Linked DNA regions of Homo sapiens: region 2 is linked to region 1. Evidence: chromatin loops called from intact Hi-C (ENCODE). Cell type or tissue: OCI-LY7. All regions are shown on one strand. Each heading gives the region's core, and the rest is flanking DNA. Links, peaks and the distances in the headings are about the cores only.

The links. A loop is a pair of places that touch in the nucleus more often than their neighbours do. Peaks named below come from ENCODE experiments on the same cell type or tissue, not always from the same donor. Only the 100,000 strongest peaks of a DNase experiment are listed, where the experiment ranks them.
Region 2: a loop joins it to region 1, with 2.7 times the contacts of the local background. A loop is called at or near these places in 2 of 110 quality-filtered maps.

The regions. Positions count from the first base shown.
Region 1 is chr13:26,177,324-26,193,172 of GRCh38, reverse strand. It overlaps a transcript of RNF6 not described here. Among named protein-coding and RNA genes, the nearest start is that of RNF6, 37 kb to the left of the region's middle. RefSeq lists enhancers at 6,759-6,808, 6,859-7,028. In OCI-LY7, for the core only: CTCF peaks have their summits at 6,265, 6,470, 8,077 and 8,277 (motif pointing left); DNase peaks (open chromatin) are centred at 6,582, 6,912 and 8,282; H3K4me3 peaks cover 1,586 bases; H3K27ac peaks cover 1,275 bases.
Region 2 is chr13:26,778,250-26,794,098 of GRCh38, reverse strand. No RefSeq gene overlaps it. Among named protein-coding and RNA genes, the nearest start is that of GPR12, 25 kb to the right of the region's middle. RefSeq lists a silencer at 7,934-7,983 and enhancers at 8,684-8,733, 8,516-9,131. In OCI-LY7, for the core only: CTCF peaks have their summits at 7,051 and 7,251 (motif pointing right); DNase peaks (open chromatin) are centred at 7,258, 8,058 and 8,638; H3K4me3 peaks cover 2,071 bases; H3K27ac peaks cover 2,538 bases.

The DNA.
Region 1 (15,849 bases), core at 3,996-11,995:
CCAAATGTAAAACTTGTATATCCAACTGCTTACTGGTATCTTATCTTGGGTGTATAATAGGCACCCAAACTTAGTATGTCTGCCTGATCTCTTGATCTCGCCACAGCTCAAACTGGTTCCCCTAACCCAGTTTTCCCCATTTCAGTAAATGGTAAATCCATACCAGTCACTCAGGCCAAAAAGATGTCTTTTTATTAGTTATCTATTGCTGTGTAACAAATTACTGCAAACTTAGCAGCTTACAATATACCACGTTTATTATATTACAGTTTCTGTGCGTCAGGAGTCTGAGCATGTCTTAGCTAGGTTCTCTGTTTCAGGGTCTCTCACAAGGCTGAAAACAAGATATCAGCCAAGGCTGGGGTCTCATCTGAAGGCTCGACTGAGAAAGACCTACTTCAGAGCTCACCTGTTTTTGGCAGGATTCAGCTCCTTGAGGGCTGTTGGATTGAGGGCCTCTGTTCCTAGCTGGTTGTTGGCCAGTGGCCACCCTAAGTTCCTTGCCACATGGGCCTTTCCAAAATGGCAGCCTGTTTCATCAAAGCATGCAAACTAAGAAGGCAATAGAGTCTGCTAGTATGACAGATGTAAAAATATCACATAATCTAATCATGAAAGTGATATCCCACCACCTTTGTAATATTCTTCTAATTAGAAGCAGGCCACTGAGTCCAGCCTACCCTCAAGGGAAGACTATTACACAAGGGCATGAATACCAGATGGCAGGGATAATTGGGGGCCATCGTAGACTCTCCAGCCACATCATCCTTGACTCCTCTTTTTCTTTTGCCTACACAACCAATCCATGAGCAAATTCTATTGGCTTTGCCTTCAATATATTCAGAAACAACTACTTCTAACCACCATCACTACTACCACTCTGTTCCTAGCCATTGTTCTCTTTCCACTGGATTATTGTGGTGGCCTCCTAACTGGTCTCCCTGCTTCTGCCTTTGCCCATTTTCAATATAAAAATAAGAGTGATTCCATTAAAATGTAAATCATATAATGCAACTTCCTATCTTACTTGAAAAAGCCAAAATTCTTAAAATGACTATCAAACTTCTACATGATCTCATCCCCGGCTATCTCTCTGATCTTGTTTCCTATGATTGTTCCTCTGCTCACTTAACTTCAGCCATTTAGGCTAAATATTTCTCAAAAAACATGCTCCCATTATAGGGCCCTTTATTACACATTACCTCTGCCTAGAAAATCCTCCCTCCATTACTGCATGGCCAACTTCTTCACCTCATTTAAGTCTTTACTCAAATGTCATCTTTATAGCAATGCTTTCCCTAAATAATCTGTACGAAATTGTAAACTCCTGTTCCCTACTTCTCTTCCCTGCTTTTATTCCTCCATAACACATATCACCAACTGTATTAGTCCATTTTTACACTTCTATAAATAACTACCTGAGACTGAGTGATTTATAAAGAGGTTTATTTGACTGAGTTCTGCATGGCTGGGGAGGCCTCAGGAAACTCACAGTCATGGTGGAAAGTGACAGGGAAGCAAGCGCCTTCTTCACAAGGCAGCGGGAGAAAGAGAGTGAGGAGAGAACTGCCAAGCACTTTTAAACCATCAGATCTTGTGAGAACTCATTCACTATCATGAAAACAGCATGAGGGAAACTGCCCCCATGATCCAATCACCTCCCACCAGGTCCCCTCCCTTGACATGTGGGGATTACAATTTGAGATGAGATTTGGGGACATAGAGCCAAACCATATCAAATAAATAAGCTAACTGCTTATTTATTAATTGACCGCCACTCTGCACTAGAATGTAGGCTCCACAAGAAAGGAGATTTTTGTGTGATTTTTTTATCCACAGCAACTTGAACAGGATAGTGGCTTAATAACTATTTGTTGAATGAATGAATGCATTTAGATATATTTAATCCATTGGAATTAGCTTTTATGAATGGTTGGAGATAAGAATGTCCCTTAGCCATTTTTTTCCTTCTAAACAGATGGCCAATTATCTCAACATTGTGTATTGAACAATCGATTAAACCACTCCTGCCCTCCAACTTAAAATGTCTTTTTTTCTAAATGGAAAGGCTGTTCCATGGAATATCACCTATTTATTAGTGTTTAATGTTCTCATTTTATGGCATCCTTTAATGAGACTTGGCCTACTGAACACTGGAGCTGGATGATGATTCTGTATTCTCAGAACTAATTTATGGATGGTCACTCTATTCCGACATTTCATATGACTCAGCACCTTTGGATTTATAGATTTTTGTTTCATGCTAAATGACCAAAAAGATCACAATGTTGATACTGATGATGATGAACCCATGAATCCACTGGCCATTGCATCCTTTGAGGAAGAGAGGTGGCAAACAATGATGAATTAGGTCACATTAACAGTAGTAAACCTTGTCTGGCTGATTAATCATTTTATTGCTGGAGCCTAGAATAGCACCCACATATCATAGGTGTTCAAATGTTCAATTGATGAATAGAACATTTGCTGTCTTGAAATATTTTTAAAATTTCATGTGTTGGGTGTGTTATGGGGATACAAGGTGAGGTTTTCTCCTGTGCTTAAGGTAAGAACCCATGTATGTGAATCGTAACTGAACAGAAGAATTTCCTCACATTTAGGGTTGGCCAACATTCTCCTTGGCAGCTTCATGAATCAGCAACCTCCACATCAGTGGAAGTACTGAGTTAGGTAAGCATCTGTCAGAAGTCACATAGGAGGGATTCCAGCTTTGAGAAGTGAGTTGGAAGAGATAACTATGATAGGTAGAAAAACGATGCCCCCACCTCACCCTCTGAAGATGTTTACATCCTAATATCTAGAATCTATAAATATGTTGCCTTATATGGAAAAAGATCTTGTAGATGTGATTAAATTAAAAATCTTAAAATAGGGAGATGATCCTGGATTATCAGGGCGGGCCCAATCTATTCACGTGTCCTCAGAGAACCTTTCCCTGCTGAGTTGAGTCAGAGGAAAATGTGAAGAATGGTCAGAGATGCAACATTGCTGGCTTTGAAGACGGAGGAAGAGGGCCACAAACCACATTCGATCGGTTTCTAAAGGGTAGAAAGGGCAAGGAAAAGATTTACCTCTGCACCCTCCATTAAGGGTCACAGTCCTGCCAACACCTTGATTTTAGCCCCGTGAGACCTGTGTTGGATTTCTAATGCACAGAACTGTAAGAAAATTAATCTGTGTGTTTTAATCCATCAAATTTGTGGAAAATGAATACAGTGATCTTTAAGGCTATTTTCCATATTTTCCAGATCTAAGAATCCAAAATGCTAAACTGTCAGAGTAGTGATTGGATTAGAGTCAGGAAAACAATTCCAACAGTAAGGGTTATTAAACACAGAAGTGGTTACAGCAAAATTGAGCAGAGAGTGTAAATAAATAAACAAACATGGAAGTGGTTTATTAAGCAGACTGTGAAATCTCTATCTCCAAGGAGCTTAAAAATGAGAGTGGATGAATGCTACCTGTCTCAAACTCAGTCTGAAGTTTCATCATCCAATGTGCTGAGGATGAAGCTAAATCACTTTCTACCCCTCTGGATTCTGTAAAAGGAAGCCTGAAGCAAAAACAGGCAGAGTTTCCTTAAGATTGGGGCAAACTGCCTTTAAATGAGAATAGTTTCCCTTCTGAAAGTTTTAGGAGTTTTCCATTTCCTCCTTGGCATGAAATATGAAATTTCGTATGAACACAGATATACATAAACAAAAAATGTAGCCATTGATAGGTTTATTCCAACTCACACTAAGCCTGTTATTTGATTTAGAGTAATTGAGGCAAGGTGGCATATTTTCATCCAACGATCTATTACAATAGGAAGCGTTTTTTTTGAGATGGAGTCTGGCTCTGTCGCCCAGGCTGCAGTGCAGTGGCATGACCTTGGCTCACTGCAACCTCCGCCTCCCGGGTTCAAGCGATTCTCCTGCCTCAGCCTTCCCAGTAGCTGGGACTACAGGTGCCCGCCACCACACCCAGCTAATTTTTGTATTTTAGTAGAGACATAGTTTCACCATGTTGGCCAGGCTGGTCTCAAACTCCTGACCTCAGGTGATCCACCTGCCTCGGCCTCCCAAAGTGCTGGGATTACGGGCGTTAGCCACCATCCCTGGCTACTAGGAATATTTTGATTCTATCTTACATTTAAGAAAGCTCCCTCTTACTTCATGGGAGTGTAAGCCTTTGAGTCTACAATAATCAGTTTGCATACAACCTCTTCAGAAATCTGTTCTGAGCCGGGCGCAGTGGCTCATGCTTGTAATCCCATCACTTTGGGAGGCCAAGGTGGGCAGATCACGAGGTCAAGAGATTGAGACCATCCTGGCCAACATGTTGAAACCTCATCTCTACTAAAAATACAAAAATTAACCGGGCATGGTGGCATGTGCCTGTAGTCCCAGCTACTTGGGAGGCTGAGGCAGGATAAGTGCTTGAACTGAAGAGGCAGAGGTTGCAGTGAGCCGAGATCATGCCACTCCAGCCTGGCAACAGAGTGAGACTTCATCTCAAAAAAAAAAAAAAAAAAAAAAAAAAAAAAGCTCTTTTGACTTGTCCAACTAAAGCCCCCACTAAAAGGGAGAGAACAGCTGCAGCTTTCACCTAAACTCCCCTCAGTCTTCACTTCTGTGTGTCACCTGCTTCTGGCTTATGCAGTGACTGGAATTTTTGGTTATATTTGTTTTGGAAAGTAAAATGTAAATTCAGCCAGACTCTTGATAATTCCAGTAGTTATTCAACAGTGATCAGTGCGTTTTGACTACAGATTCACTGGTCTCAAGAGTCAGTTGCCCTTCCTCTGTGCCACAATTAAGTCCTTGTCTATGTCTGTCACAAGTGGGGTGGAGGATGGGGTAGAAGGGGAGGGATATTGTTATAATTGCCTCCCTTGCCACCATCAGCACTTCTCACCTGTCCTTGTGAACCACCAGTTTACACTTATAGAATCTAGTTTTGCATCAGCAATTGAGGTCACTTCGCCTTGGAGCCACTGCATCAATCTGAAAGTCTCCATGAGCCACAAGACAGTTGTGATGGTCTGGATGGCAGCCTGCAAATGAGCAGTTACACTCTCTAGAATTCCTAGACTATTAGGGCTGAAGGGACCTTGGATATTAACAGGTTCAAGTCCATTTCACCCAGATGATGAAACTGATGCCCAGACACCTACAGAATCTTGTTTTAGATCACTTGTTGACTTCTAGTTCTATTTTTTGACACCTAGTGTCCAGTGTGCTTTACACTTCAGGCCACTGTGGTCTCAAATAGAGCTAGGAACCAGGTGTGGTGGCACACGCCTGTAGTCCCAGCTAGTTGGGAGGCTGAGGCAGGAGGACTGCTTAAGCCCAACAGTTCAAGGCTGCAGTGAGCTAAGATTGCACCACTGCACTCCATCCTGGGCAACAGATAGAGACTGTCTTAAAAAACCCCCAAAATCAAATAGAGCTGGGGCTAAACATTTAATAAACTCCAGCCTCTGGAGTCCAAGAGATCTGCATTTGAATCCTGACTTTGCCACTGATTGGCAATAAGACCTTGGGTACGTTACTTAACCATTAACATACCCACTAAGTCACCCAATAAGCTTCCAGAACTTGGCCTAATCCCTGGGGAGGGGACCGCAGGAAGAACTAGGGTAATTTTTCTTTTATAACCAGTTCACCAGAGGGGGCCAGGGAAGGGTGGTCGTATGTAGCCCAGAGGAGTCAGAAATTCACCTGAAATCCAGAAAAGAGGCATTTTTCTTGCACACCAGAGCTCACGGGCTGACATTCTCACACTGGACATCCCAGTAAGCCTCCTGCTCCGCGATCCCCAAGGCCATCAGCCTTGCCTGACCTCCAAACGTTTCCCCCTTCTTGTGCCGGCTTAATTTTCCAGGGCTTTCCCCCTTTCTATTCGTCTCCTATCAGGTTCCCGGTCCGAAGGCTAGGACGCCCCACGTCGCAGCCAGGAGCAGAGGCGCCCAAGGTGGCGGTACAAGCCGTCTTCAGGCCTGTGGCCCCACTGATGGCAGAAACAGGAAGCGGGGACAGCCCCAGTCCCGGACCTCAGGCCAAGCAAGGCTCTAGAAAGGTCCCTGACGCTTGCCGGGCGCGGTGGCTCATGCCTGTAATCTCAGCACTTTGGGAGGCCGAGGTGGGTGGATCACGAAGTCAGGAGATCGAGACCATCCTGGCTAACACGGTGAAACCCCGTCTCTACTAAAAATACACAAAATTAGCCGGGCGTGGTGGCGGGCGCCTGTAGTCCCAGCTACTCGGGAGGCTGAGGCAGGAGAATGGCGTGAACCTGGGAGGCGGAAATTGCAGTGAGCCGAGATCGCGCCACTACACTCCAGCCTGGGCGACAGAACGAGACTCCGTCTCAAAAAAAGAAAAAAAAAAAAAGAAGAAGAAAGGTCCCTGACGCTTCCCTGCCCTCCCCGGAGCCGGCGCTCTAGCGCCCCCGGGATCGACGGTCAGCACAGCGAAGGAACGCGCTACCTGTGGCCGAAGGTATAGCGCCGCTGCGGGCCCTGTGAGAGCTGAGAAGACGACGGCGGCCGAGGAGGCCCAATTCCGAGGCTCGGCCCCGTCAGGGTCCGCGCTGGCGGTGTGCGCGTGTACGTGCGCTCGTGCACGTGCATGTGTGTGCGCGCGCCCTAACAGACCTGCTCCGAAGCGTCTCCGCTGACTGCCAGTCGGTAGCGCGACTGGCTGCGGGGCCCACGTGCCACGCAGACGCCCCCCGGCGCGTCCCGCTCTTGCTCTGCGGCCCAACGAGCGCGTTCCTGCCGCGGGACAGCCTTGCAGAGAAACGCGGTCTTACACACGCACTGGCCTCCCGGTCTGGGTTTTTAACTGCTCAAAGCTCCACGCGCCCTGGCGTCTCCACACGGCACTCCAGATGTGTCAGATTTCCAGAAATGTTTTGATCGCTTGCTTTCACTTCTCTTTTTAAGATCTGTTTTTGAACTTTTCCTCTGCGTTGTGTGTATCATGACTCTGACACGTTTTAGGGCCGCGAGGCGGGTGATGAAGCTTTGACATGGGCGCCTTGGTGAATGACCTGAATTCTTACTCCCGAGTAAATCGTCTGACTGGCTTCCCTATCGCATTTTAGGGTTAAAACATACATTTTGTGTTTGTTTCATATCTATGTTTATGTAGACTGCAAGTTTCATAAGGGCACGGGGTGGGAGGGGCTATGGCTCTTTTGCCTCTTACTGTATTTTCAGAACCTAGCAGAAGCTAGGACATAGTGTGTGTTCTCTAAATAGATATTGAATGTGAGGGAGGAAGGAACTTTCCAGAAGTGTGACCTTTGGTTTTGGAAAGGCACAAGGTTCGTAGTTAGGCGTAGAGAACACAAGTTTAGAATCATGGCCTCTACACTTCTGTTGACAATGCATTACTTTAAGTAACAACTTTTTTTTGAGACAGGGTTTCGCTCGTTTTGCCCAGGCTGGAGTGCAGTGGCACGATCTCGGCTCACTGCAACCTCCGCCTCCCGGGTTCAAGCGATTCTCCTGCCTCAGCCTCCCAAGTAGCTGTGATAACAGGCGCCTGCCACCACGCCAGGCTAATTTTTTGTATTTTTAGTAGAGACGGGGTTTCACCATGTTGGCCAGGATAGTCTCGATCTCTTGACCTCGTGATCCGCCCACCTCGGCCTCCCAAAGTGCTGGGATTACAGGCGTGAGCCACTGTGCCCAGCCAAGTAACAACTTTTTTTAAAAAAAATGCACTTCAAATGTATATGTATATGTATTTATTTATAAGTTATAAAAATGTAATGCATGCTCATATATATATTTATGTATTATTACAAAGAGCACACCAAATAGAAATTTTAAAAAGCTAAAATAAAAATAATACCTTGGTCGGGGATGATGGCTCATGCCTGTAACTCCAGCACTTTTGGAGGCCGAGGCGGTCAGATAGCTTGAGCCCATTAGTTCGAGACCAGCGTGGGCAGCATAGTGAGATCCCATCTGTACAAAAAATAATTTGAAAAAATTAGCCGGGCATGGTGGTGTGCGCCTGTTGTCCCAGCTGCTTGGGAGGCTGAGGTGGGAGAATGGCTTGATCCTGGGAAGTTGAGGCTGCAATGAACCGTGTTTGTGCCACTTCACTACAGCTTGGGGTGGCTGAGTGAAATCCTGTCTTAATAGTCAATCAATCAATCAATCAATAAAATGATAACAATACCTACAAGTTCTAAAATAATTTCCTGCAGCGCACTTTGGAGCTCACTAGGTAGACAGTTTGTAGGGAGAGGGCTGCCCTCTACTGGTGGAGGGCAGCTAAGGACATTTGCTTTGGATCGCCTGCCTTCTGCAGGAGTCCACAGATTTATCCTTTGTGGCCTGCACAGTGTGTATGCTTAGCATTCAATCTACGTTATTTTCACTCATAGAAAATGTAAGGTGAGGCATTGTTTTAAGCCAGAACAGCTTTAAAAGGCAGAGATACTCGTATTGTGCAGTCATTATGGACCAGGAAACGTTGAAACATCTGCGAGTAGAAGTGACTCAAAACTGAATGTTCGTCTCTGTAACATCATGGCCAATACTCAATAAAGGGGAAACAATTAGATAATCTGTTCTCATATGTCAAGTCTTACAAATCTTTTTACTTTGAAGACAACTAAATTATACTGTTGTAGTTTTGATAGCAGAATATGCCCTGCTGATTTTTAAGCCTTAGAGACTTCTAGAGCAAAAAGCATAAAACAGATTTTTATACAACAACATGTCTTTTTCACTTGAGAGTTCAGTGTTCGAAGACTTTTAAAGTGCCTTTATGCAGAGGCTAAACTGAGGGAGACTGATTAGAATATAATTTGAGGCGGCCGGGCGCGGTGGCTCACGCCCGTAATCCCAGCACTTTGGGAGGCCGAGACGGGCGAATCACGAGGTCAGGAGATCGAGACCATCCTGGCTAACAGGGTGGAACCCCGTCTCTGCTAAAAATACAAAACATTAGCCTGGCGTGGTGGGTGGCGGGCACCTGTAGCCCCAGCTACTCGGGAGGCTGAGGCAGGAGAATGGCGTGAACCTAAGGAGACGGAGCTTGCAGTGAGCCGAGATCGTGTCACTGCACTCCAGCCTGAGCAACAGAGCGAGACTCTGTCTCAAAAAAAAAAAAAAAAAAAAAAAAAATATATATATATATATATATATATATATTTTATTTATCTGCTGGTGGAGGGCAGCTCCACCAGTATGTATATATATGAATAATTATAAAAAAATAAATATTGTATATATTACATATATAAATAAGTATAAAAAAACCTATATTTTATATATATAAAAATATATAAATAATTCGAGGAATATATTGTAGATTTTTTATGAATTTTCAAGCAAAGTAATCTATACTTTCTGTGAGAATATGAGTGAAAAGTATAGCACAGAATGCAGTTAACCATGAAATTGTTTGCTAAGCTGCGAATTGTATATATAAATAATTCAGTTGCTATTCTGTATTAGTCCAAAACTATTTTTTACTGCATGGCTAACATTCCATTTTACCTTCTCAGTTTCACTTCTGCAAAAAGTAATATGTTTCAGAATCTGTTTAAGCTGCTCCTACCTTCAAGTTGCTCACAATCTACTATGGATATACGCAGGGAGGCAAATGATCATAAGTGAATTAGAGTCCTGATCCCCATCCTATCTCACAAATAAAACACCTACCAGCAAATATACACAGATGCCCAAAGTGTCTAGGCAGAGTGGGGAAAGAAAGGAAGGAAGAAAAAGTAGAATTGCTTTACATGTCTCATTGATTTTGAGCTCCTCACATTGGCGCTTCTAAATTGTGAGGCTTCCTTCACAATTTATTGTATTTCTCTGTAATGTCATGGTCAATACTCTATAAAGGGAAAACAATTAGTGAATCTGTTCTCGTGTGTCAAGTTTTACAAGTTTTTCCCATTTGAAAGCAAACTGAATGATACTATTGTAGTTTTGCTGATTTTTAAGCCTCAAATACTTTTAGAGCAAAAGCATATAACAGATTTCTATAGAACAGCATGTCTTTTTGACTTGAATAGTTCAGTGTTCAAACACATTTTAAAGTGCCTTTCAGCAGAGGCTAAACTGGGGGAAAGGCTGTACTTGGCTCAAAAACAAATGTCAGGAAAGAAAATTATGCAGCAGCATAAAATCCAGCCACAGTATCCAAAGGGTACAAATCTCCCAGAATTCTTACCTCAAAGCCCGCATGCTAACTCAATGTTCCCAGCCATTTGGCTACTCAAGGTCACCAAAGAAATTCTTTTTTCAAATCTGTTAATAGGTTCTGTGGGATACCAAGTTGTGTATGGTAATCAGAATTTCTGAAAATAACAGATTTTCTTTTTTTTCTTGAGACAGGGTCTCACTCTGTTACCCAAATTGGCCTGCAGTGGCATGATCATGGCTCATTGTGGCCTTGATCTCCCAGGCTCAAGCAATCCTCCTACCTTAGCCTCCTGAGTAGCTGGGACTACAGGTGTGTGCCACCATGCCCAGCTAATTTTTTGTAGCAATGTGGTTTCTCTCTGTTGCTCAGGCTGGTCTTGAACTCCTGGGCTGAAGCAATCGGCCCACCTCTGTCTCCCAAAGTGCTGGGATTACAGGCATAAGCCCGCATGCCCAGCCACAGATTCTTTGTTAATTACAAATGGAAAAATACCATTTACAATGAAGAAATTTGGAAAACACTATTTTAATTAGATGATCAATTTATCATCAATAAAATGACACACTGATATTTTATAACCCCTGATGTGATTCATTGAGGAGGGCATTCTGTCCTATGTAACATTTTTGCCAAATTTAATTTGAGGAAGCAAAGAGACAAACCTAAATAAGGGACATTCTTTAAATCGATGGGTCTGAACTCTTCAAAAATGTCTAGAAATAAGAATAAAAATAGACATGAGAATGATCGTGAAACACCACATTTCAATCCATGCTATTTGCTTTATGTAATAATGTTTTATTGTAAGTGTGATAATTTGTTAATCATTAAAGTATTTTGTGTGTCCTCTCTCCACACCTGCTTAAAGCATTTTTGAAAACTTCTGGAGATACGTGTTTTCAATTAAATTATCAGAAGAGTTTTATAAAATAAGCCTTAAAAAAGGTCAATGTCATGAAGATTTTTTTAGAAATATGGAGGAACTATTTGTTCCAGATTAAAGAAGGCTAGCTGTTTGATCCTTGATTAGATCCTGGGTCAAGAAATAAAAACAACTCAAAAGATGTGATTGAGAATTGAAGAGAAATGACTTCAGCAAGATGGTGGATGAGGAGGCACCAGCTCTTGTCCTGCAAAAACGGCAATTTATCTACCAAGGAAAATAGTTCTGAGAGTGCTCCAGAGTATAATTAAGAACCTGTAGCATCCCACTGGAGCACAAAAACTGAAGATGGTTGCATAGAAAAGCATTGGAGCATTTTATCTGCATCACTCTAACCACTGCTTGATGCCAAGAGGAATCCCCTTGGTCTTGACCTCCCCTCCTTCTGTGGGCAGGGGTCCAAGATACAGAGACATACCTACCAATGGTATAGCTTGGTTTACTGACAGCTCTGAAACTGAATGCAGGCAGAGTCCACTGGGTTGACCATCTTTTGACTGAGACTGGACGTGGACATTTCCACCCAATGGGTTACACTACCTGCAGTGGTTATGGCTGTGCAGGCCACCCCTGACATCACCTCTTGCTACATTTTCACGGTTTCACAGGCTGTTGCCAACAGCCTAGGCATTTGGTCAGGAGAATGCCAACTGAGTGACTAGATTCTTCAAGGACAAGACAGACGCCTGATCGGCCTCTGCCTGCCTATGGCATCCCAATCTTGGTGTTCCCAACCATTCTTTTTCCTTTCTTCCTTTAGAGTGCACATCCTGGAGGTGCTCTGCAGTTCAGGCCATTGTAGTACCCCAGGCAGAGCCCCCGACTCTAATCTGGAAGCCATGCTTTCCCTGGTGCTGCTTTTCCTGGGTGCACAGGGGCGGGGAATGGAACCAAGGAGTACCTGGATCTAGTCCGGTGCCTTGTCAAGTACAGGATGTGACCCCCCTTCCTAGACTGGAAGGCTGATGGAGGAAGGTCTAGGTTAAGAAGCAGGGCAGCAGGAGCTGCAGAGGTAGTAACCTCAGGACTGGACAAACAGACTGGGTTACAATACCTGGACAGCCAGCACCCCAAGTGATAGACAAGAACATCTCCGACTACAGGAAGTGCAGGAAGCAGGCAAGGGTTGGGGAAACTAGCCTCTCCCCTTCGGGTTCCTTTAGAATACCCAGTGGGCCCTGGACTGACAACACATTGGTGAATATTGGCACAGCAGTGGCAGCAGGTGGTGACTGGACGCTTTGCAGGATCTGCCACCCAGATATTTGGAGCATTTCCTCCCAAATGCCAATAGTCCATGTGTGGCCTATTGCCAATCTGATGGACGTCCCAATAGCCATCAATGGTTCTAATCAGGGAAAGACACCTTAAATGTGGGTTGTCTGGAATACGGACATAAAGTCAGAGACAGACTTTAAACATCAGCAATGGTATGGCAAGGTCCACAGATTCTGCAAATTTATCCTGCTACTTAACTCATGGCTAAACCAGTCACAGGCTGTGTACAATGGGATCAGAGACTTTTATATCAACTGCTCTCTGACCAGAGTGACATGTGGTTCCCTGGGTTATATGTTCCTTTGAGGGGTCTCCTGGGCTGCAGAGTACCTGTCACCCTCAAATGGGGCCTGCTGTTTTGGAATTTTGGGTTTTCAACTGTTTGTGAAAGGTGACCCTCTAAACTGGAAAGGCCCCACACTCTTGACATGTTGCAGGGTTGCTTGAGACACCCTAGTAGGAAGACAAACAGACAGCTGGTTCCACTCTGCTGACCATGTCCTCATACCCAGCATAGGTGTACATGCTCTGGAAAAAAGAATAGTACATGACTGTCTTTGATTGTGGTAGAGATAGCTCACACTACAGCTGGAGCTATTTGGGGCCAACAGGGTCACTGGGCTCACTAGCCAAGATGGCGATGGATAACTGGATATAGCCCTTGATTATCTGGGGGTAGAACAGGGTGTCATTTGGGTTACTGCCAATGGCTCCTGCTGTACCTGGATAAACACCTCAGGCTTATAGGGACACAAGCGGAAGAGGCCCAGAAGCAGGGTCGCTGGCTGCAGACAGCAGAGCCACCTGAGGATCCTTCTTTGATTCTTTAGCAACTTCTTGCCTTGACTGCTGGGATCCTGGACTAGACTCTGCTTCAGGCCAGCCTGGATGTCCTGCTTGTGGTAGTCGTCCTCCTGGGCCTAGTGAAGTGTATTCTGGTGAAAGTTCAATGATGTTGCCCTGAGATCGTGTCAGTCAACGTGCTACATCTATACATCTATCTTAAGAGACAAACCTCTGCCTCTGGATCCAAGGAGGTCGCTGGGTGTGTGAGGTGGACTGGCCTTGCTAAGGGGGTACCTGGTTTGGGGGAATGCATTGCAGGAGGACAGGACCCTGAATGGTCTTGGCAGACATAGCACTTCTCCTTCCCACTTACAGTTCTCATAAGAATAGAATGTGCTGAGAATGCAGAGCCGTGAGATAAGAAGGAACTGTTCAGAATAGCCTGGGCTTTGTCCTTGTCCCTCCCAGAACAGGAGGTCCTGCAATGCTTGTACTCAGTGATCCCAAATGCCCCTGGGATACAGAACCCAGAGTGGAGTGCTTTTGGGGTCTCTCAGCTACAGTGTGAAGTGAGGTACAGGCAGATGAGACTCCATTCACTCCATGCAGCTCTCCTGATCCTTGGGAGACTGGCTTGCCATGGATTCTAGGCTTCTGTTGATTCTTGCTGTCTATCTGTGGGTAATACATTTTCTTTGCCTGACTTGTTATGCGAGTGTCTGTCTCGTCGACTAGATCTAAGAATGCAAATTGTACAGGTATGACTGCTATGGCAGCTAGATCTGCTCTGAGCCCCTGCCAGAGTCAAGAACCCTTACAGAACTCTGGCAGCTGGGTTTGTGCAAAACCTCCTGCCAGACTAGGAACTTTAGCAGAAACTGGCAAGGTGTTTAGAGTCCTCCTCTGGGATTGATAACTGGTGCACAGTGTTCTTCTCCTAGGAATTAACACCAGTGCACAGCATTTCTGCTTAACAATATATACAATGAAATATTATTTAGTCTTAACAAAGAAGGTAAGCTTGTCCTTTGCGACAACATGGATGAATCTGGAGGACATTATACTAAGTGAAATAAGTCAGACACAGAAAAACAAACACTGCATGATCTCACTTATATGTGGGATCTAAAATAGTCAAAACTCATAGAAGCAGACAGTAGAATGCTGGCTGCCAGGTGCTCAGGGGAGGGGAAAATGGGGAGATATTGGTCAAGGGGTCCAAGTTTTGGTTATGCAAATGAATAAATTCTGGAGATCTAATATACATCTGATGACTGTAGTTAACAATACAATATTATATAGTTGAAATCTGCTGAGGATAGATCTTAAGCTTTCTCACCACACACACACACACACACACACACACACACACACACACACACACACACACGGACCAGGCAGACACCTGGTCCGCCAAGGGGGAAGAAAAGAAAATGGTCTGAATGTTTTTGGGTGCCCTCCCCCACCCCCGCCCACATTCACATGTTGAAATGCTAATCCCCCAGATGATGGTATTAGGACGTGGGGCCTTTGGGAGGTGTTTAGGTCATGGGGATAGAGCCCTCATGAATGGGACTAATGCCCTCATAAAAGAGGCCCCAGAGAGACCCCTCTCCCGTTTCACCACATGAGGACACAGTGAGAAGGCACCATCTCTGAACAAGAAAGTAAGCCCTCCCAAGACACTGACTGCTGGGATCTTGATGGGCTTCTTAGCCTTCAGAACTGTGAGAAACAAATTTCTGTTGCATATTAGCTACTCAATTAAGGGATTTTATTTAATTTTATTTTTTGAGGTGGAGTCTCTCTCTGTTGCCCAGGCTGGAGTGCAGTGGTGTGATCTTGTCTCACTGCAACCTCTGCCTCCCAGGTTCAAGCGATTCTCCCACCTCAGCCTCCTGAGTAGCTGGGATTACAGGTGCCTGCCACCATGCCTGGCTAAATTTTTTTGTATTTTTAGTAGAGATGGGGTTTCACCATGTTGGCCAGGCTGGTCTCAAACTCCTGACCTCAGGTGGTTTGCCCACCTTGGCCTCCCAAAGTGCTGGGATTACAGACATGAGCCACTGCACCCAGTTGACAGTAGTGTTTTTAAGCAGAGTGACACATCATATTTGTGTTTTAGAAAGAAATAACATGGTGGAGTAGGGCATAGCTAGAGCTGGGAGGCTCTTGCACCAATGCAGCTGAGAAATGCAAGCTAGTGGCTTGCCGTAGCCTTTTGGCAGAGATGGTAGATAGGAAAATATTTAGGAGGAAATCGTTTATCAATTGGATGTGGAGGGTAAGCTGAAGGGTGGTACTTAGGTTTCTGGCTAGAACAAGAGGATAGGTTGTGAAGCCTTTTCTTGAGATACAGGAAATGTAAGGTGGAAGAGGTTTGGGTGAGTTGGGTTTTGGGCATATACTGTCAGGGCCACTCTCATGGTTATGGTTATCACCTGTGTGTTGAATTATAGATAGGCTCTCCCACTGAGTGCTTAACATTAGAAGAGAAAGAAACCAAGACAGAACTCTGACTGATGGACAGTGACATGTTAGAGAAGGGCAGAGGAAGAGGATGCTGCCAGGAGGTAACGAGAGAGTCTATGAAGAATCCACTAGATCTGTTGACAACCAGGATATTGGTGACCTTGGCAAAGTGGTCTCTATGGAGTT
Region 2 (15,849 bases), core at 3,321-11,320, 600 kb before region 1:
TGTAATCCCAGAACTTTGGGAGGCCAAGGTGGGCGGATCACCTGAGGTTGGAAGTTCGAGACCAGCCTGGCCAACATGGTGAAACCCTGTCTACTGAAATACAAAAATTAGCCGGGCCTGGTGGCATGCATCTGTAATCCCAGCTACTAGGGAGGCTGACGCAGGAGAATCGTTTGAACCCGAGAGGTGGAGATTGCAGTGAGCCGAGATCATCGTCATTGCACTCCAGCCTGGGTGACGAGAGTGAAACTTTGTCTCAAAAAACAAAAAACAAAACCAATACAACATAAAAGATATAAATTAAAGACAAAACAGTAAGCACCTGTTTACATGACATTTACATTGCATTAGGTATTATAAGTGATCTCGAGCTGATTGAAAGTATATGGAGGATGTGTGAAGGTCATATGCAAATAACATGCCATTTTATCTCAGGGACTTGAGCATCCTTGGATCTTGTTATCTGTAAGGGGTCCTGGAACCAATCCCCTATGGATACTCCAAGGGACAACTGTACTTCATTTTCTTATTTGAAAGCGATTAGACTAGTCTAGATGATGTTGTGGGGGGAGAAAATGTAATATCTTTTCTTCACCCATTGCAAGGTTCATGGCTGAGGCATCTATTGAAAAAAGAGAAAGATTAACAAGAGAAAAAACATTCGGATTCATTTAATATACGTTTTATGTGACATGGGAGTCTTCATAAGGAAATGGAGACCCAAAGACACAGGGAAACCTGTGTATTTTTATGCATAGGTTTGATGAAGAGTGGACAATCATGGAGAAGTGTGATTGAATAAAGGGGTGTGACCTTGAATAAAGGCAATACGCTGGGGGAATTTTGGAAGGCTTGTTTGTTCAGAGTCTTTTCTGTATCCCTGTGTCTTCAGAAGTAAGGATGTTCTTTTTCTCTGTGTATTGGGAGGTCCACCTCTTGGATGAGAGAAAGGTCAGAGAATTCTTTTATGGCCTGCTTTAGGGGAGAAGGACAGGAGAAGGTCTAAGAGCAACCCTCCTGCTTCTGCTGTTTCCTCAATGCCATCATACCATATTTTGGAGTAAGGTGTCCTGAACCCCATCAATGTCATTTATACAAAAATAATTATGAGATGCCTATTCGGCTCACGCCTATAATCCCAGTACTTTGGGAGGCCGAGGTGGGCGGATCACAAGGTCAGGAGATTGAGACCATCCTGGCTAACACGGTGAAACCCTGTCTCTACTAAAAATACAAAAATTAGCCAGGCATGGTGACAGATGCCTGTAGCCCCAGCTACTCGGGAGGCTGAAGCAGGAGAATGGCGTGAACCCGGGAGGCGGAGCTTGCAGTGAGCCGATATCGCGCCAATGCACTCCAGCCTGGGCGACAGAGTGAAGACTCCATCTCAAAAAAAAAAAAAAAAAAAAAAAAAGGCAGAGATGCCTATTCTGTGGTAGGTCTTCGGTTGCAAAGATGGGCAATACTGGAGTTCACCAGGAGAAGGGGAACTAAGTGCTGTTACAGAGGTACACGCAGCATGCAGGGAGGAATGCAGACTGGAGCTCTGAGGTCAGCTTCCGCAGAGGACTGGCATTTAAGGTGCATCTCAAAGGTCTTGAAGGATAAAGAAGTCAGCCAGGTTAGTGGAGGGCATCCCAACACAGCGAATTCCGTGAGAAAGGATAAGAGGCAGGAGACACCACTGAAAACAATGGCGGAATGAATTGAAGGGTGGGAGTGATATTCCAGGGAAGGCGGCATCCACCGTAGCTGCACTGCCCTGAGTTCCCTGCATCTAGGCTTGCTCAGTCTGACAACAACTCTGTTAGGTAGGTATATACCAGGAGAGACTAAGGGGGACCCAGGGTAGCAGAGGGGGCAGTCGTCCAGAAGGGCTGTCTGAGGAGATGCCATTGTTGCCAGCTTCTTCAGAAGGAGATGCCATTGTTGCCAGCTTCTTCAGAAGGAGATGCCATTGTTGCCACCTTCAGACAGGTGGGAGTTTGTCAGCAGAGAATGAGGGAGCTCTTCCAATGGGAAGGGGTGGCACGTGGAAGGCCAGGCTTGGGGATGGAGCTTGTATTAGTCTGTTCTCATGCTGCTAATAAAGACATACCCGAGACTGGGTAATTTATAAAGAAAAAGAGGTTTAATGGACTCACAGTTCCACATGGCCGGGGAGGCCTCACAATTATGGTGGAAGGCAAAGAAGAAGCATGGCATCAGGCAAGAGAGCTTGTGTGGGGAAATTCTCATTTATAAAACCATCAGATCTCATGAGACTTATTCACTACCACAAGACCGGTATGGGCAAAACCACCCCCATAATTCAATGATCTCCATCTGGTCCCTCCCACAACAGTTGGGAATTATGAGGGCTCCAATTCACGATGAGATTTGGTTGGGGACACAGCCAAAGCATATCAGAACTGAGAGGCACTGAGGGCCTGCTGGAGAGCAGGGAGTGGACCTCACCCTGGCTTCCTGTGGGCACTGCCTCCTCCCTTCCCCACATTGCTGCTTTGTGTTCTCCAGTCCCTCCTTTGTTTCTTTGTATTATTCCTGTGCATGTAATTTCCTGGAGAGGGGAGATGGGGTTTCCAGATCTCAGTAACTCTGCACCTTGCCAGTCCTCGCACACAGAGGCCGGTGCTCAGTCCATGTCCTCTGATGAGCGATGAGGTTAATTACTTGCAGCCCAAACACAGCAGCGCACCTGAAATGTAAATGCAACTAAGAAGACACAAAGGCTCCTTTCTGTTAGTGCAAACACCATTCCTGTATTTCATGATACTGTCAAGGCTGGTGGAGCAAGTTTTGAATCTGTCTTCCCTCGAAGCTCTACCTGCTACATTAAAAACCATCCCAACCCTCCTCAGGGGTAAAATAAATAGAATTACCTTGCTGGAGGAAATCTTACGGATAAGATAGTTCTGCTCACTGAAGTGATGCTACCTCTTTTCTGTGTGCCTGAGTGCAATGCACTCCCTGATTTTTAAAAGAGGCAGTTAGTCAATGTTTTTACAAATGATATACAATATGGAATTTGCCTGGAAAAAAATGCATGCCCTCACCATCCCTTGATATTAAAAGGGTGAGAATTTTGTTATAAGCCCTCTACACGCTGTGTCCTGAAAACCAAAAGGCACACAGTCATGCATTATTCCACATAGAAGTGCCATTTGCTGAATTAATCTGGGATATGGCATCCTCTGAAAGGTGAGTGCCTGATTAGAAATACAATAAGAAGAACAGAAATTTATTTCCCTTTAAAATTATGAAAATGGTCTTATCTAGCCTCCAGGCCATTTATTTGAATTGTAAAGTATTAGCAGACTGTGATGAACCAAAAAGATGATGTAATACTGTTAATAAGTTTTCCTTCAACATTAAAGGTGCATAGAATGCGTTTTTCTTTTTTTAAAAAAACGCCCACACACTTTTGTACAAATTATATCTAGAAAGATAATTAAATGGCAACTGTGAGAGAGATTCTTCTTCTCAAAAGAATCTAGTCACCTTTAATAAAAAATGCTAACTTCTTTTTTTTTTTGAGACAGAGTGTCACTCTGTTGCCCAGCCTGGAGTGCAGTGGCAAGATCTCGGCTCACTGCAACCTCCGCCTCCCAGGTTCAAGTGATTCTCCTGCCTCAGCCTCCCAAGTAGCTGGGACTACAGGTGTATGCCACCACACCCAGCTAAGTTTTGTATTTTTAGTAGAGAAGGGGTTTCACCATATTGGCCAGGCTGGTCTCTAATTCCTGACCTTGTGATCCACCCGCCTCAGCCTCCCAAAGTGCTGGGATTACAGGCGTGAGCCACTGCACCTGGCCAAAAAATGCTCTTAATATATGGCTATATGAGACAAATTGATATGATATTTTATAGCTAAATGGTTTCTGTCTTTTCATCACAAACTTTTTTGTTATTTTTATTATGATCAATGAGAATAAGCACTTAGTCATTAAGGTATATAACAAAATAAAATAAAATTGTTATAAAAGAGGTTTCTAATGAAATGATAAACAGGCTGTAATCTAATGAAATGATAAACGTCTGTAATCCCAGCACATTGGGAGGCCAAGGCTGGTGGATCACCTGAGGTCAGAAGTTCAAGACCAGCCTGATCAACAGGCTGAAACCCCATTTCTACTAAAAATACAAAAATTAGCCAGGTGTGGTGGCGGGTGCCTGTAATTCCAGCTACTCAGGCAGCTAAGGCAGGAGAATCGCTTGAATGCAGGAGGCAGAGGTTGCAGTGAGCTGATATTGCGCCACTGCACTCCAGCCTGGGTAACAGAGTGAGACTCCATTTCAAACAAACAAAGAAAATGATTTAAAAAAAAAAAAAAAGCTCACTTGTAACCTATCTCACTGTGCACATGCAGGGAGAGCTCCAGGCCGGCCCTCAGTCCCAAGTTAGTCCTAAACCTCTGGTCCCCAAGGAAAAGCCCAGCTCCGTCAGTCCCCCTGTGTCTCAGGGAGACTTATTCCCAGGCACAGTGAAATGAGAGGACTCCTGGATCTGTTCATCTAGCAGCAAACAAATATTTAAGTCTCTACTACGTGCCAGGCATTATTTTAGGTCCTTGGAAATTGGCAAGAGCTAAGATACAGGCTCACTCAGCTTTAGGTGTAATGGGAAATAGAAATAAGTAAATATGGTGTGTTAGAAGCTGTTCCAGGGAACCCACCAGGTGCCGGGAGCTCTGAGGAGCAGTCCCTTGCCCAGGGTGTCAGGGCCCAAGGAGGTTTCCAGAGGGAAGTGCAGTCTAAGCTGAGAACTCAAGGATGAGCTGAATTTAGTGAGGCAAGGAGGGCCAGAGAGAGGGTGTTCTAAGCAGAAGGAATAGCGTGAGCAAAGGCCTGGAGATACAGCTTCTTTAGGGAAGGGAAAATTAGCAGACGATCCCTGGCAACTGCCCAAATCCAACCAAATATCCACTCTAAGTGTTTGTAATTTCAGACCCCCTGCTTTCGGTCTCAGGGTAACAAGTTGGTTGCATTAGCTGAAACTCTTTTTAAGAACCATCCAGAAAGTAGTGACAGACATATTTCTGAACAAAATGGGTCAAACTGAGTTGAGTAAACTCTTAGGTTAAATAAATACATTTTTACAGAAACAGAGCTGGTAGCTTCCAAAGCTATGTGTTTCTATCCTACAGTGGTTGCTGCATCTGTTACCAAACACAGGACAGGAGCAGAGATGAGGGAAGGACTAGTGACTAGAGCCAGGAGGAGCAGACAGGAGAGGTGGTGCAAGAGATCAACTGCCCAGGGGTGTGCAAACCATGCTACCTGCCCAAAAGGAGATAGTCAGATTGAGGGCATGAAACCTTCCCAGCCCTGTTATCACAAACCCTTTCAAGTCACCCATTGAGTTACATGAAACAGGTCAGGAGGTTAATACAGTACACAGATTCCCAAACAGTTAATGAAACCACAGTAAAATAATCCAATGACCACAATCAGTTATTACTATAAAATCTGATTTAACATTGGAGAATAATGTCATTGTGTTCATATCTGTTTAAGTGATATATTGATCTTTCTATTCAGCAGGCATTTGTTGAGTACCTACTGTTTGCTGCACATGATTCAGAACATTCAGCATATACAGGGAAATAAAACACAGCCCCTGAGTAAGGCAGAAAGGAGTGAGCAGAAGTCACTATGTGAGAAGCAATGAATAAGGTGAAATCACCATAAAAGCATGGGAAGGAAAAAAAGTCTTTTAGCCATGTTTTCTGTTTTCTTTCTTTCTATTAGCTCATTTCCAGTCTGTTCCTTTCCATCCATCATTTGCCTAAAAATCCTCCCTCATTATCATACAATTAGACCATTTTATGACCTAACAGGCCCTTTGAGATCACATAGCCTTGATGCTTTCAGACTGTTTGGATCCTAGAGTTTTCAGACTGCCTCAAGTTCCTTGGCAGTCCTCATGGGCCATCTGTTGACAAATGCTTGATGGTTCTATAGTCATTGATTCACTCATGTGGCAACAGTACGGGAAGATCTACTTATGCTGGCCACAGCATGCGGTATTGAAGATATGGCAGTGAGCAAAATAATTAAGGAGCGAATGCTCACAGAGGACCCTGCCCACATGGTATCTACAGACTGTGGGGAAGGGCATTGGTAAAATTCATATCACAAATGTAAGCTCACAACTGTGACACCTGCATGACAAAGATCTATACTGAAAAGAGCTATATTGCTGTATCTATTTAATCATGTCAAATAAATACATGATCTGACCCATCAGAAGATTCTGGAAAAACTGCCCTGGGGAGTCGGGGCTGACAGGAGGTCTAAGGATGGGTGTGCATTAGATGGAAGGGGAAGGCAGTCCAGGGGAAGGAAGGTGCATGCAAATGCTCAAGATGGGAGGGATTTGGGTGTTTTTGGAGAAAGAAGGTAGTAGGATAGAGTTCCGAGAGCAAGATGGAGTGTGGAGCAAAATGCAGCTAGTGTGTCCTATGAACCCCATTCTGGATTCCAGTATCTAGAATGGGGTTCTCAGAGCAATGGCAGCCACAGAGCAATGGCAGCCACAGAAGGGGGTTTGAATAGGAAGGAGCACAGGGCTGGTGAAATTAGCATGTTTGCCTTCACAAGCTGTCCCTGGATGCAGAGTGGAGAATGTTCTGGAGGGCACCTCGTGAATGCAGGCCCCCAGAGGCAGTTATGGGAGTGGTTCAGGGAAGACACGAAGTGACTTGGACTCAGGAGCTGGTGGTGGAGGAGCAGCTGGAACAGGCACGAATTGCTGTGTGACTCCCAACACACAGAGCAGGAAGTGCTCCATTTCTTTTTATTCCAAACCAAACCAGATTTGGCTCCAAGTGGCTACTCATCCTTGGGAGCAAGTGACAACTTGGAGCCAGACTTTATTTGACAGTGTGACTCCCCAGCCCTCCCCTATTCCTTGGGTCACTCCGGTGCTTACCCAGTCAGGAATAATTGGGAAGTGATGTCAGAGAATTTTTCCTCTGCTTTCAGGCTATTTTCATGCAGAGAAGATTTAGTATGAACTGTGTCTTCTCCCTGATTCCAAAATGAATTTGGATCTGCATAACCCAAAATACCAGCCATCTGTTCTTGTCTAAAAGTCAAAGCCACACCACCAGGCGCTGACACCTGGAAACATTTATTTGAACTTTTTTTGACCACAAAAAATAGATTGCTTGTAAATCACACCTATCAAAGATTCTAGCTTTTCAGTTGCTATAAAATGTTACAATTGCCACCAAAAGAGGGCATTCTCTTATCTGTTTAAAACAACCCCACACAAGCTACCTGGAAATGTGAATGCAGTCTCTTTTCTGTAGCAGGGGCTGCTGGTCAGCAGTTCACTGAGACATGGGCTTTTTGTCTTGCCCTTCACTGACTATTTAAAAGTGGAAATCTCTGCTACTTGGACCAACTCCCTATGACTTCTAGGGCAAGGGAGCCCACAGTTCTAGAACCCAAAGGCCTGGTTGTCCATGCCACCAGGAGAAGATGAAAGAATACCTTTTTCCATTGGTCCGGCAATTCCTGTAGTGACAGTGCCCACAGACCAGTCTGGGAAGGCTCGGGTGTCCACTCCAGCCCCAGCTTTCTTCTGAATGGCTTCCTACCCAGAGGGCATGTTTGTACCACCTGACCCCACCTCCGTGAGTAAGCTGCTGGGATCGAGAATTCACACCTGCAGGGCTACTACATGTGCAGGTTGTGCTTTGAAGAAGACACTTGGCCTAGAGGGCAGTTGAGGTCTGAAATCCAGGCAGTGTTCAGCTGCCGAAAAGCATGTACTTGCTGGGGGTGCCACAGCCTGGGGAAAGGGCTCCTTTTTGAATTAGTCCACCCAAAGACAAGCCCTTTTAGAATCATCTGCTCTGGAGGGGAATCTCTTCTCCAATTTGCCTGCAGGTGATAGGGAAGTGCTGGGAAGGGAACAGCTGGTCCCTTTAAACGATACGGGGAAGGGAAGTGCTGGGTAGAGGAGGGCGTGGTCCCTGGCTAGGGCTCCACCCCCACCGACGTCGGGGAGGACAGGCATTTCCTGCCCAAATGCCATGCCCCCATCCTGTGCCTATAAAAACCCGGATACCCTAGTAGGCAGACACACAGACAGCTGGATCTCCAGTGCCTGCATGCCGGCAGGCCACCGGTAGAAGCCGAATGATGCAGAGTTTGGCTGAGGCAGAAGCAGAACGATGCAGAGTTTGGCTGAGGCAGTCTGAGGAGAGCCCAGGCTGCTGAGCCGCTGAGTGGCCTGACTCCAGGGAAAAATCTTCCTGCTCCATCCCCTTCTGACTTCCCTCATATGCTGAGAGCTACCTCGACTCAACAAAACCTTGCACTCATTCTCCAAGCCCAGGTGTGATCCGATTCTTCTGGTACTCCAAGGCAAGAACCCGGGATACAGAAAGCTCTCTGTCCTTGCGACAAGGTAGAGGGTCTAATGGAGCTAACATAAGCGCCTATAGACAGCAAACTAAGAAAGCACCCTGTAGCACATGCCCACGGGGCTTCAGGAGCTGTAAACATTCATCTAGACACTGCTGTAGGGTCGGCGCCCCACAGCCTGCCCGCCTGTAGGCTCCCCTAGAGATTTGAGCAGCGGGGCACTGAAGAAGCAAGCCACTCCCCCATCGCACGCCCTGCGAGGGGAACAAGGGAACTTCCCCTTTCACAGGCACTGCAGGTGGTAGCACCGGCCATGGGCACCTGACCCAGAGGGTTGAACAGTTGCTGCAAAGTTCTGTCCGTTACAAATCATCTATACAAAACGAGGAGCAGCCCAGGCAGGCAGAAAATATCAGAGTGAGAACATAAGATGTAGGGAGACTGAGGTTGACCAAGGGACAGGGCACAAGGAATGCTGTAGTGATTGGGTGTGTCAGGTTGCAGCAGCAGTGGTGTAGCTGAATCACACTGGAGATAGAGCCTGAGCCAGATGCAGTGGGGACCTCCTGCTTGGGGGCTGTGACCGCGTTGCCTGCACACCCCTGAGCTGCAGCACCACCAGGCTACTGCCAACTCAAGGCCACTGCATAGGGGTTGCCATTTCCTTTTTCCTCTCCTGTATCTTAATAATAAAAGGTACCACGTGGGACAACCTAAGGCTTTTCTTGGTCCTGGAACCTAAGAGTACAGTAGCCAGCGGAAAGTCTAGGAGCTAAGTGGAGAGAAGCACAGAGTGTTCTGGGAACTTCCACGGTAACGTGACTAGAGGCAGGTCCATGACTAGGGGTGGAGTGGGCTTCCTTTTCCTGTCTTGCTTCCTCAGTTCCAGTGCACAGCTCCTCAATTGCAGCTTCCTGGCTCTACTGCACTTACCAGCCTGTCCTGCCACCAGATCACCCCTCCTGACCGGGACAGACAGTGGGCATGTGGCACCCACAGAGGAGACATGAATCTTTATCAAACTCCTGTTCTAACAGAATTTCTTGTCTAACAAAAATTGCCTTCACAAAACTTACTGCAATCACAATTGTTGTGTTTGTTGATTTACTTTTTGTCACCTCCCCTACGAGGTGATGAGCTTTCAGGGATGGAGGCCTTTTCATTGTGCTCACTGTTGTATTTCTCATGTCCAGAGTGCTCAATGCTTACTTACCGAGTCAAGTTAAACATGCCTTGATACACATCAAAAGGAATATGGCTTTCTGCAGAATAATCACCTTGGTAGACATTTTTCCCTAAACGTTTTAAAACAAGGCTTCTAAAATTGTCTTCAGGAAATTAATTTAGAGTATTCATAAGAAAAAGAAGACTTGATGCTTTATGCATCCAAGAGTAAATGAAACACAGGGCTATATTAATATTTACCAAATCAGCTGAAATCCAACTGCTTAGAGAGATGCTTTTCAGTGGCTGACTCGTGTTTTTAACTACAATGATCCTACTTTTCTGGCCTCTGCATATCTGAGTTTGTTAAAGACAGAAAGCCGATCCCCTGCTTTAAGAGCTAAGGTTCCAATCTTATTCAAATGGTCATATCCATCTGTCCTGATGTAAGAAAACTATATTTACGAATATGCTCATGTTTTCCTTCTTATGAGAAAAAAAATCCCTAGCAATACATAAAATTCATATTATGCTTTTATTCTCACTTTCATCATCAACATTCAGATTTAATTCCATAGACAAGCTTGCCCATACTTGGTGTGTACGTGCTTCAGGTAGCAAAGAGAATCCATCAGCCCTAGGGTCTCAAGTCCTGGCTCCTTCCTCAAGGCACCTATGTGACTCTGACAACGACTTCTGCCCTAGTTCTATGGAAATGTACGTTCCACAGTAAGATTGAGTCACAGCCAACTGAAGACCACCGAGGTCACCTCTCAGCTCAGCCCAGGCTTTGTATGGGCTCCTGTGGGACCCTCACTCAACAAACAGCTGTGGGAACCCCAAAACTGGAGGGGATCCTTGGCTTCCCCCCAAGGAATTAATTAAATGAATTCCAGGTGAGACTACACCTTGCCATTGAACTGAAGGCCTTGGAGCCTTCTGGGGCAACCTGAGACTCTTTTCCCAGCACAAGTTTTGCTGAGTGTCAGAGGAGCTCCATCTGACATGGCACAGAAGCTCTTCTTAGCTCCACAGCACATTTCATGGGATTGCACACACCTGTGAGGCCAGTGTACTGGGGGCTCCCAGAGTGAGGCAGGTTGTGTAGGGCTGGTCCTGGAGAGGCAGTAATCATGCGCCCAGCCTTCCTGCACATTTGCTCTGGCAGGAGCTGCATCTGCACAGTTCTGCACCTTCATGGTCATGGTCACAGGGCCAGCTCCACCACAGGATGCACATGAAGTGCAAAGAACATGGGCCTGAAAATCAGATGCTCTGGGATCTCTGCCCTGAACTCCTGACCTTTGGCCATTTAGGCTATGAACTTTGCCATTTTGACTTTCGGCATTCCTGGTTCTTCAAGCCTGACTCCCAAAATGTAACCAGTGTCCCCCTTACACCAGGGACCTCCCTGTTTCCCAGGCTCTGTCTACTCTTAGTCCTGGCCCCTGACCCTGCTCTGCAAACACCCACTTGCTGGGCAAGGGATCAGGCCAGGGTGGCAGGAAGCTAGGAGGAAGGAGAAGGATTCCCTCTCAGCAATCACTGATAGCAGCAGTCGTATGGGAGATAAGTCAGAAAAGGGCTGAGAAGAGGAGTCAGGGACTCTCAAACTGAGCCTAAATTCACAACAGGGGCTAAACAAATCTTCAGCTGATGATTGCACCCAGGCTTCTGGCAAAAGTCAAAGCAAATACTCTGCAGGAGAGCTTCTGGAAACCGCAGTTTAGACCCACAATACTCACACAGATTAAGATCAGTGCACTTACAATCCAAGAGAAAGGTACTGTAACTGAGAGAGTTAGCAAAAACAACAGACCACAGATTTAGATAGCCAAATGCTGTAGACATTGGAATCATCAGATAGAAGATATAGAATAGCCACATATTAGAGATAAAAGAAATTAGAAATGCAACCACAAAGGTTATCAAACAGCAAGAAATGATTAGAAATAATCAGATGGAGTTTTAAAAATCTAAATTCTAGAAGCAACACCAAAATTATCTTAATTGAAATAAAAACTCAGTGAATGGGTCAAATGGCAGATTAGATACAGTTGAAGAGACAATTGTGAACTAGGAATTGCAACCAAAGAAATTATCCAGAATATAGCCAAGAGTTAAAGATGTGGAAACTATTAAAGAAATGATAACAGATGTGGAATATTGAATGAGACCATCTAAGATACATCTAATCAGAGTTCCAGAAGGAAAGAATTGAAAGAATGGAGGAAAGGCAGTATATAAAGAGATAATTTTCCAGAATGGATGAACAATGTGAATCCATGGATCTAGGAGGCACAATGTATCCCAATCAGGAAAGATAATTAGGTTGATAGCCAACTACTCAACAACAGGAATAATCAGCAACCTCTTCTCTTTCCTTTTCATACCCAACCACAGTTCAGGAGAACAGGAGTTAGGAAAATGAGGGGTATGCTTGGTTTGACTTATAACATTCTTTGATCCACCTTCATCCCCTTCCTATAACTTCTGTCTCCTTCAAAGTTGAGATGAGATGGGGGAGGAGGGAGGAGTATGGAGGTTATAGTGACAAAGGACCTTCATGATTAGCCAGTGCTGTTTATACTCCCCCTTGTCTGCCATTGCCTTCTGCATTGGTAGACTTTCAAATGCATTCTTTCTTCCTTGATTTTTCTTTTGGTGCTCTTTTGTGAGCTACATTCTTGGGCTTCTCCATTTTGGCCACTCCTGTAGCACCTACACCTCAGCAATATACCTTTAGCTCATTGGGCTAAAATCCCTTGTCCTAGCAGTCAGTGCTCTTGGGTGGGGTCCTCCAAGAGGATGTGAGCCTCATTTCCCTCCATGGGACCCCAAATGTGTGAGAGCAGCCTGTCCCACAGTGACTTCTCTTCATTCTGCCATAACTGGCTCCAGCCATACCCCCCATCAGAAAGATGCAGGAGAGAGACAGATACCAGATGCTTTCCTCATGTGTGCCCCCAAACTCGAAGGGATGCATAGCATACCCTTTCCAGCATGGGCCAGGCCTGCGAGTTGTTCTTACAGCTCAGCAAGCTGGCGGTGAAATGAGGCACTTACAGCAGCTCCATGTCTGTGGAGTGCTCTCCTGGGGCTCCTCTGCCCAGCTCAAGGTCAGTGGGGAGATGCACCCTCCCTGCCCTGCCATAGAACAGAACTGCCACCGCACTCTGTGTCCACAAATCCCCGTCAAAGACTTCTCCAGAGTAAAACTCTAGTCTCCTCATCAAGCCTGAGGGAGAAGTTATTGGGCTGACCTAGCTATATTTTAACAACTTCTGCATGGATGAGTCCAGAACCTTCTTTTAGACTAAAGAGTTCTTGTCACTCAGCTTTGAGACTTTAGCCAAGGTTCTGAGAGAACAGATGCATCCGTTTTGTTGTTGGAGACTGATGTAGACAGCAAAAGGGCTGGTCTTAAAATCCCCGTGTGTGAAGCGTATATAGGACAGCTCCCTAGTTTTACTTGGGATGCTGACTTTGTGCTTGCAGGCTGAGGATAAAAAGCAACCAACACACACACACTCTCACACACACACATACACTTACACACTTATGCAGTCTTACTCCACATTTACCTTCTATAAATTGGTCTTCATTTCTTTGTATCCCACCAAATGACTGATTCATTTTCCCTGTCTTGCTTCTCCCTGCCACCCTCCAATTCCACACTTCCACTTCCTCTCTCCACCCCAGGGAAAAGACTCTGCTGGTCTTGAGTCATCAGCACTGTGTGCATGTGTGTGTGCACACACATGTGTGTTGTGACTAGTGGGGGGCACATCTTGTCCGTGCTGGCCACACTCAGAACTCCAGGCCAGCTCAGTTTCCTTGATTATTCACTTCATCCAACACTTTGCTCAGAACTCGGTGCCATAGGAAAAAAACATACATTTGAAGCCTTTCATCCAGAAAACAAGAGCAGAAGCGTATCTAATTATCATGATGCTATTTCATTTCCCAAGGAGGGAACCGCACAGATAAAACAGTCTACTGGAAGCAGCCAGGCTTCCTCCTGTGCTTGTCATTTTTGGAGGCTCTTTTCTCTGCCTCCTAGGTATGCTAAGCAGATCCACAATTCCTTATCCAAAACCTTTGAGGCCAGATATGTTCCTGATTTCAGAAATTTTCAGATTTCTAATATAATACAAACTTCATATTTTATATAACTCCCTTTGGGGCCAGTCTGAGACTAGTACCCCATAATTAAACTCATTAGCATTTCTGCAGCAAGGGGTATGAATAGTGTAATGAATTAAGACCTTAATTTACCTCACATGATTTTGGGTCAGGTTTTTCTACCAAATGAGAAAGAAAGAAAAAAAAAAACCTCTCAGGTTTTGAACATTGAAATTGTAAATAATGGATTGTGGGTATGTATTTCCAATTTCTTTAACTCACTTACATACTACAAATCAGTTATTACATCTTTCTTCCTTCTTCATATATCTTCCTTCCTTTTTTCATGGTAATGGTCTGACATGGGAGCCTTATCTCTTTTCTTCCCTGATCTTACCATTCTTCTTTTTTTGAGACAGAGTCTCGCCCTGTCGCCCAGGCTGCAGTAGCACGATCTTGACTCACTGCAGCCTCTGTCTCCCAGACTCAAGCGATTCTCCTGCCTCAGCCTCCTGAGTTGCTGGAACCACAGGTATGTACCACCACGCCCAGCTAATTTTTGTATTTTCAGTAGAGTTTGGGTTTCACTATGTTGGCCAGGCTGGTCTCAAACTCCTGACCTCAAGTGATCCACCTGCCTTGGCCTCCCAAAGTGCTGGAATTGTAGGCATGAGCCCCCTTTCAGGTATAACTGACACACTAGTTTTTACTCTCAGACCTGTAGCTGCAATCCCTTTCCTGCACAGGAGCATTCAGGCACAGAGAAAAGTTGTCTAGATGGATTTTAGGCTTCTTAAAACAGTTTTGTGTCTTACGCAGCTCTGCAGCCTCCGCAACCTGAGAGATTTACAAAAAATATAGAGCCTCTAGCGTTTGATGGAGGAACACTAAAAAAGACATTCCAGACAGTGAGCAGCTTCCTCTTCCTTTATTCATTGGTTCAGTGAATGAGGATTATCAAATGGTTCCCAAGCAACCAATCTCACAAGACTTCACAAGAAATGCTTTCTAGTTTGCAGATGAATTTCTGAAGTAGCCCACGGTTATATATGACTGTTTATGCCAGGAAATAAAATATTCAAAACACAGTCCAGCAGAATGAAATCAGACATTTCAAACAGGGATATGAAGTCATTTTACCCATCCTGCATATTGCTGACTTCATGTCTCTCAGGTGGCCTTTGCTGTGGGTCGATGCTCCAGGCCTCATACAATTCACTCGAGAATTGCCAAAGTTATTTGCACACCGGTGCTCACAATGGCATTATTCACAATAGCCAAAAGGTGGAAGCAACCCAAGTGGCCATTGACAAATGAATGGATAAGCAAAATGGGGTATATACAGGTGATGGAATATTATTCAGCTTTATAAAGGAAGAAAATTCTGACACGTGTGACAACATGGATGAACCTTGAGGATATATGCCAAGTGAAGTAAACCAGTCACAAAAAAGCAAATACTGTATGATCCTACTTATACGAGGTGCCTAGAGTAGTCAAATCCATAGAGATAGAAAGTAGCATGGCGTTTGCCAGGGTCTGGGGCAAGGAGGAAGAGGGAGTTGTTTAATGAGTAGAGTTTTAGTTTTGTAAGATGAAAAGAGTTCTGAAAATGGATGGCAATGATGGTTGCAAAACAAGGTGAATGTACTTAACATACAATGTGAATTTACAAACCAAGTGGTGACCCATCACGGTGCACGAAGTTATTTTCCACATGCATCTCTACCCAGTCCAATTCATTCATTTAAATATGGTTAAGATGGTAAATGTTGTTACATGCATTTCGCCACAACTGAAAATAAAAGCTAAAAAAAAAAAAAACTGCTACAAAAAAGGAGGGGAAAAAGGAAGAAAATTCTGACATTTGCTACAACGTGGATGAACCTCGAGGGCATTATGCTGAGTAAAATAAGCCAGTCACACACAAAAAGACAAATACATCATGATTCCACTCACATGAAGTATTTAATCAAATCCTAGAGGCAGAAAGTATTAAATAGAATGGCGGTTGCCAGGGGCTGGTGGGAGGGGGAATGGGGAGTTGTTTAATGGATATAGAGTTTCAGTCTTGTGAGTGAAGAGTTCTGGGGATGGATGGTGGAGATGGTTGTATAACAATATGAGCAGAGTTATGCCACTGAGCTGCACCTTTAACAACTGTTAACATGGTAAATTTTA